Linked DNA regions of Homo sapiens: region 2 is linked to region 1. A link is a loop called in an ENCODE intact Hi-C map of the cell type or tissue named here. Cell type or tissue: mammary epithelial cell. All regions are shown on one strand.

What was found. Hi-C counts contacts between places; a loop is a spot of excess contacts. Peaks named below come from ENCODE experiments on the same cell type or tissue, not always from the same donor. Only the 100,000 strongest peaks of a DNase experiment are listed, where the experiment ranks them.
Region 2: a loop joins it to region 1, with 1.8 times the contacts of the local background. A loop is called at or near these places in 1 of 110 quality-filtered maps.

Annotation. Positions count from the first base shown.
Region 1 is chr9:86,764,785-86,768,784 of GRCh38, reverse strand. No RefSeq gene overlaps it. Among named protein-coding and RNA genes, the nearest start is that of LINC02834, 58 kb to the right of the region's middle. In mammary epithelial cell, no CTCF peak of the experiment used is centred here; DNase peaks (open chromatin) are centred at 1,134 and 1,684; H3K27ac peaks cover 1,223 bases.
Region 2 is chr9:86,658,565-86,662,564 of GRCh38, reverse strand. No RefSeq gene overlaps it. Among named protein-coding and RNA genes, the nearest start is that of LINC02834, 48 kb to the left of the region's middle. In mammary epithelial cell, no CTCF peak of the experiment used is centred here; DNase peaks (open chromatin) are centred at 2,204 and 2,694.

The DNA of each region.
Region 1 (4,000 bases):
GATATAATGGACTTTGGGGACTCACAGATGGGAGGTTGGAAGGGGAGTGAGGGATAAAAGATGGCATATGCCTGCCATGTACACTGCTCGGGTGACTGGTGCACTAAAATATCAGAATTCCCCACTAAAGAACTCATCCATGTAACAAAAATCACCTGTACTCCAAAAACTATTGGAATAAAAATAAGAAGAAGAAGAATAGAAAAAATAGTCTGGAAATTCAGGAGAGGAAACAACGAAGTAACTGGGAAAGTGTTGGGAAGCTGGGAAAGGTAGTGATGAGGCAGGTTACAGTTCACCCCAAAGGAGAGGTGTTACTTAGACAAGTAGATGCAGGTGAAGAATGCCTCTCCGAGGAGACACCCAAGGGCACAGCCCTGGCCCCAGCTGGCAGACCCTGGTGAGGTCTGAGTCCCCATCCTGGCCAGGTAGCTATGCGGGTTCAAGGGAGCTCAGCTCAATAAAGAAAACAAACTTTGCTGTACAATTTAGCCTCCCTTGAGAGTCTCCTGAATGTAAGTTATATTAAGGCAACTGACAGTTCTCAGAAGGGGAGAAAGCAAGAGAGTATGTAAACCATGTCTTTCATTTTCTGCATTCTGATGTTTTGACCTCTGAGGTCTTGCTGGCCCTGGAGGGACTGTTCCTCCCAGGCTTGGTCAATTCCTAGAGACAGTGAAAACCTCATCTGTTAGCTGCTTTTTAAATACAAGCCCATGTCCCAACCAACTTCTCTATCCGGCTACCATACTCCAAGTTGCTATTCACCTGGCCTCTGCACCCTACGAGGGGCGAGTCCCTTCCTAACTCATTGTACTTGCAAACTAATGGGTCTGCTCCATATTTCCCTTTATGTATGAAGGTAGAAATGAGGTCCCCATTTGTGGAGAGAGAAGGACAAAGAGAGGGAAGAGGGGAAGACATAAAATGTCATGAAGAGATATTTATTAAACACTTAATCTATGCAAGACGCTGGAAAGTCGTACACAGACAGTGAAGAGAGTTTTGAAGGCAATAATAACAGATACAAAGTGCTTATGCAACAGGCACTGACCTCGAGACCGAACACATATTAATTCACTTTCAACCCCACAACACCCTGATGAGGCAGGTACTAGTTTTGCAACTGCCCTTTTATGGATGCAGTAACGGAGGGACAGGAATTTCAGTAACTTGCTTGAGGTCACAAAGCTAGCAAACAGCAAAGCTGTCTTTGAATCTTTGTAGCCTGTGTTGCAGAATCTATGTGCATTAACACGATGCTCTGGGTAGAAAGTGACCAACTTCAGGGCATGTGACTGCTCAGTAGTAGCTCCATCAAAGGGTCAGCTGAGAAATAAAAGAAGACAAAAAAATCTTTTTAGCTACTTGGCAAGAAAATTACATAAAAGGAAAGCTTCAGATTAGTGTTGAGCTCTCCTCTTTCTGGGGTAAGCCTACTCCTTATTATCTTTTATTGGTATCCTCATTACCATATCAAATTAAGAGTTGACATTGGGTCACCCTTCTGCCACTTTGCCCCAAGCCCTGCTCTCATTCAGCCAGGTTAAACCGTCTCCCTTAATTACCAGTTGGAGCTCAGTCTTGCACAAGGAGAGCTGGGATGATAAATTAAAACAAGGAACCTTTGTTTGGTGCACGCAGTTGGGCATCACAGTCACCTTAATTATGCAATGATGTCACCCGCGGCCGAAGGGAAGTTCTAAGGGCTTAATCACTGGGAGGCCTGGGAGGCCGTGAGTAATGAGCAATGAGCATTGTTGCATGGGTGCAATGCACCTCCTTTCGTGGGCAGAGCCAAAAGGGGGGCAGGGAGTCAGTGGGAGGAGCCCTTTCTCCCATGAGGAAGGCAGGATAGTGCAGTAGACCAGAGCATGGGCAAAATGGGTTTGGGTTTGAATCCTGGCTCCAGCATGACATAGCTGTGTGTCCTTGGAGAAGTCCCTTCAGTTTGCTTCAGATAATGGGGTAATGATAGCTAATTTGCAAGATCATGAGGAACAAATGAGACAGTGGATTTTAGTGTCTACGACAGTTTCCAAATTAAGCACTTGGTGTTTGTGTCACAAGAGGAGGAAGATGCCCTTTGACATTAAGAATATCTACATTACTACCCAAGAAAAGCGCAAGGGGGACTTTCTGCCATTGCCCAGGCACGTCCCCGAGACCTGGGCTTATGACCCTACCCTATGCCCTCGGCAAGTTACTTCATCTCTGTGAGCCTCAATCTCCCCTTTTGTAAAACGGTCCTAAGATTTGTGAGGCTTGACTATGAGATAGTGAATGTCAGAGAACCCCACACAGTGCCTTCATTTATTTCCAAGTTGGGAAGGGAAAGAAACATTTGGGGGACACAGCAAGTGAGGCCCAGGGTTTCTTCCCAACCATGTGAAAGTTTTATCATAACCAGCTTCCAGACCAAGCCTTCAACCGCTCTGCTTCACCAGCCTTTCATCCCACAGAAGCGTTGTTGTTCCCCTTTTGTTTCCTCTTGCCAGTTCATGGGCTGCTGGAACTGAAGAATCCCTTCGGCTGTGACCCTCTCCTTCCCACTCCCCTGCTTCCTCCTGCAGGCCTGCATGGGCAAGGTGAGTCCTGCCCCTCCTCCTGCAGCTGCTGCTGCTGTCCCCTCCCACCACAGGCTTCCACTGTGTGCCTTGTCACCCTCCAGGTGAATCCCCACTCTCCAACTTCTTTGCGTCCTTACTCTCCTAGCCTCAGGTTTTCAGTTCTGCCCAAGAGCAGACAGGAAACCTCTTCCTCAGTTTGGGGGAAAGCGAGACGCAGCTGTGCCACAGCCTCCCACCCTGAGGTGGACAGAACTCCCACTCCAGGCCGGGCGGGGTGGCTCATGCCCGTAACTGCAGCACTTCGGGAGGCAGAGGTGGGCAGATGACTTGAGGTCAGGAGTTCGAGACCAGTCTGGCCAACGTGGTGAAACCAAGTCTCTACTAAAAAATACAACACAATTAGCTGGATGTGGTGGTGCACCCCTGTAGTCTTAGCTACTGAGGCACAAGGATCGCTTGATCCTGGGATATGGAGGTTGCAGTGAGCCCAGGTCGTGCCACTGCACTCCAGCCTGGGCAGCATGCACACATCCACACACACTCACACACACTCATGCACACGCTAACACACATACATATGCAGTCACGCAGTCACACACTCTCACACCCATATTCTCCCCACACAGACCCAGACACATCCACACACTCAGGTATTCACACTCACATACTCCCCCCCATACACACACTCATGTACACAAACACATTCCGCACAGTCACACACTGTCTCACACAGACACACACACATACATGCTCACACACATACACAGATGTACCTGCACACTCAGTCACACACACACAGACATACGTTCAGGCACTCACACACACAAGTACACTCATTTATAGTCATACACTCTCTCACACAGACACCCATATAAACAGACACACATTCTCTCACACAGACACATTCACACACATATACACACTCGCATACACAGATGTACCTGCACACTCAGTCACACACACACAGACCTACACTCAGGCACTCACACACACAAACACACTCATTTACAGTCATACGCTCTCACACAGACACGCATATACACAGACGCACACTCACTCATACACATATACACACCCACATATACACACACTCACATATACACACACATACTCACACACTATACACATTCGCGCAGTCACACTCATGGTGTGCCGCCAACGGATGAGGGCCCCCAGCCTGTCACAGAAGTTTCTGGAGATGATTCCAGATGTGTCTTTGAGCAGTGAGGGAAAGGGCTTGGCACCCCAGCAGTTGTGAGCCATGTCACAGTGATGACGCGGCAGCTTCATTGGATCCAGAGCCAGCCCCACTGGTGCGAGCTTCTGGGAAATATCTCTGCCATAGAGACAAGGCCACCCATGGAAACTGCTGCCTTCCTGCTGATCCACATCGAGAATCCTATTTATAGTGTCAGTCCTGTGAAACAAAT
Region 2 (4,000 bases), 110 kb after region 1:
GATGCAAGCCTCGGTGGAATGTAAGTCTAATTAAAGTTTGAGGTGTAGCTTTATACAAGAGGTTCTTGGAAGAGAAGGCTCAATCAACACAGTGAACAACACAGTGAAGATCTATAATGACATGCAAGAATGCTTAGTGCTTGAGAGGTGCTAGTGTAGGCTGGTGAGGCTCCAGAGATCAGCTCCAAAGCCAATAGGGTGTGGCCCTGCCGTAGCCTGAGCTCTCAGATTTTAAAGAGGCGGCTGACGGAGTGCACCCTGCCACAACCTAAGCTCCCAAAGTCTCTGTCAAACTCTTAGGTTTATATGTATGATGGAGTCCAGTGGTTGAGATCAGTAACTCACATATGGAGTCTGATAAAGTGGAACCATCACATTCCCAAGGGGCAGGGCAAGTTCTTAGCACAGCAAAACACATGTCACTCACATAGCAAACTATGGAAGTGTATGGAGTCTTTTCAAAGCTATACAACAGTCGTTTTCTAGTCTCTTGGTATTTGTACCCATCCTCCCCACCCTACCGTATTTCTGAGGACTCACAGCCACACAGCCTCTAATCTTAATGGACATGTGCTGTGTGTACTCCTTCCCACATTTCATGTGCACAGGCTCACCTGTCTGGTTTCCCTCCCCTTTATCTTCGGGGTACCATATCCAACTCAAGCTCTGAGGCCCATGTGAGCCTTCTCTGATTAATTCAGCTGAATCATCTCTTTTTTCTGTATATTTCTATAGCATCTACAGTTCTTTATCACATAATATGGTGTATGATATTGAATTATACAAAATGATAGAAAAGCATTCTACCTCTGTTAGCCTTGTCTTCTTAACTGTTTTCCCATGAAGGAAGAAATCAATCCACATATATCTTTTCTATCTCTAAAGATACAGTAAGAATTACACAAACACTTATCCAAATTCCACCATCGAGAAATTTAAAATTAAAATTATTTGCAGTATAATCCATATTTCTCAATTACTTACCTGTCAATTTTGCACCCAGTATGGCTTGAAAAAAGCTGCAGATGATGTTAAAGGGCCAGTCAGCCCACCCATGACGCTAAGATAGCTGATGCTACAAACGAGTCACAAAACCAGAATTTGAAATTGAATAAAAACTAATAGCAATGTTGGACTGAAAAGCAATTATTTATATTTATATATAAATGTGTATGAGTACTGCATGATGAATAACTATCAACAATTGCTTTAGAAGCCATTTACAATGTTTTAAAAGTAATCACCTCAGCCTGGCCAACATAGAGAAACTTTGTCTCAGCTAAAAATACAAGAATTAGCCAGGCATAGTGGCGCATGCCTATAGTCCCAGCTACTCGGGAGGCTAAGGCACAAGAATCGCTTGAACCTGGGAGGCAGTTTGCAGTGAGCCATGATTGCACCACTGTACTCCAGCCTGGGCAACAGAGCAAGCCTCTATCTCAAAAAAAAAAAAAAAAAAAAAAAGTAACTACCTCTTATGCTGTGCATTGGGACAACTGGCTAAATTAGCATTGGCATCTTTATAAATGAAGACAAATGTACATGTATTCTACATGGACCAAAGCTGAAACAAGACAGGCAGCTGCGTTGTTTTTTAGATGGTCCTCAACTTATGATGGCTTGACTTATGATTTGTCTACTTTACAATGGTACGAAAGCAAAATGCATTCAGTAGAAATCAAACTTCAAATTTTGAGTTTTCATCTTTCCCCAGGATGTTGATAAACAGTACAATACTCTTGGGATGCTGGGCAGTGACAGCGAGCTGCAGCTCCCAGCCAGCCCTGTGATCACGAGGGTAAGCAACCCACACCCTAGAGTGTGCCGTGTTGCCAGATAATTTGCCCAACTGTAGGCTAAGGTAAGTGTTCTGAGGATGTTTAAGGGAGGCTGAGCTAAGCTATGATGCTTGGTAGGTTAGGTGTATTACATGTATTTTCTACTTAATGATATCTTCAACCTGTGATGGGCTTATCAGGACGTAGCTCCATCGTAAATCAAGGAGAATCTATATAATGCATATTTATTATTTTTCATGTCACTGAAATATGCTATTGTATTTGACTTCACAGTAGTGTACTTATAAGCATTTCTCCTGTTACATTTCAAGTGTGCAGGTTTCTCTCTTCTGAGCTCTGAGTCAGGAAATCTGCTGGCTGTGGATCGTGGATCACACCACAAACCTTCTCACCCCACACCCCACCACATCCTGTGCCTTTTGACAGAGACAGCTGCTCCACACCCACTGAAACACTCAAGGAATGCTCAGTGATACATATCTACATATATTCACTCATTCATTCATAGTTATTTAGGGACACAGTGATAAACTGATTCAGTCTTTGCTATGATGGATTTTAGAGTCTAGTTTAGGGAGCAAACATTAACCAACAATCAAAAAATAAATATGTGTACATATAACACTCATTTTAACACCACTTTACATTAACTCTCAGTTCTAATGCAGAATTAGAATCTCAGTGCTAATGCACTGAGTCTTTATCTTACGCAATGAATATCCATGAAGAAGATTCTGGAGGTCCAGTGAAGTCCTATGGAGAGAAGAGCAGATCCAATTGCAGAGACCCAATCTTCAGGAAACCTAGTTACCAACTTTAATAAGTTCCTCCTTTGTTTTTTTTTTTTTTCTAAATGGACTGTAATCTGTGTATGCCGTTTCTTCATAGCACATTGAGTCATCCTCTTGCTAGGCTTAAAACAGGTGCACTCACTAGAACAGGTTATGTTCAGCCGAGGTAACAGGCACTCCTAAAATGACAGTAGCTGAAAACAGCAAAGGTTTATTTCTCATGTTACGTGTCCTTCACTTGGAACACATTCTTCTTTTTACTATCTTCACTCAAGAACTCAAGCTGAGGAAGTTTCATTTCTGAAGAAAAAAAAGAAGATGAACTGTTCTAGCTTGAAACACTTATCACATCTCATTGGCCAGATCAGGTCAGATGGCTCTGCTCAACCACAGAGGGGGACAGGAAACAGCTTTTTGTGTGTCTTGAAGGAAAGAATTGGGTACCAGTGTAGCACTAATGACTACCTCTGTGTGTTTCACAGGATCAAAGTCACCTGAAAGGAAGGCTGGTGTCAGCCCAGGAGCAGCCAAATCCCATTGTACCACTGTTTTTTCTTGGGTGGCATCTTTGATTGGATAATATCCTGCCTTTCTTTACTTACTCCATAGTAAAGATCCCTCTCAAGGCAATTGATACTCATTTGAAAAACTAAAACCACATATACTCAAAAGGGTCTTCTACAGAAGATAGCTATGAGAATTATGTATGATCATTGTATGTTTTCTTGAGGATGCCTGGGGGCTAGGACTATTGAGGACATCCACAGATGAAGAGGAGGCAGCAGCCAGTGCCCAGGTCCCAGCGTATAGGAGATGCACACAGGACTGAGTTCTCCTTTCAGTCCAAAAGGAAAAGATGGGTGCTGGAGCTCAGCTTTGGCCCTTTCAGGTAGTAAATGATGCAACTGTGTTGACTGCATCATGTGGAGGGAGAAGTTGCTGGCTTGCTTGTTTTTTAAAGACGTTTCATCACCAGCCCCTAACTACAGCCCCACAGGCCACACTTTGCTCACTAACAATGACTTCAGAAACTCAAGAGCTGTGCTATTCAATATGGTAGCCACCAGCCACAGGTAGCTCTTTAGATTTCATTAAATACAATTTAAAATGTAATTCCTTGGTTGCACTAGCCACTTTACAAGTGCTTAATAGTGACATAGAGCTAGTGGCTACCATAATTCTACAACACAAATATAGACTGTTTCTATCATCACATGAAGTTTATTGGACAGAGCTATTCTACAAGACCCAGGTTTGAGAACAGGACACCATCTCTGATGTACTATTGCCAGAATAATAGAACTTGAATTTTATCAAGACTATGATTCAAGGAAATGCAGAAACTGGAAGAACATGTAAAAATGGCCGGGCGCAGTGGCTCCCACCTGTAATTCCAGCACTTTGGGAGGC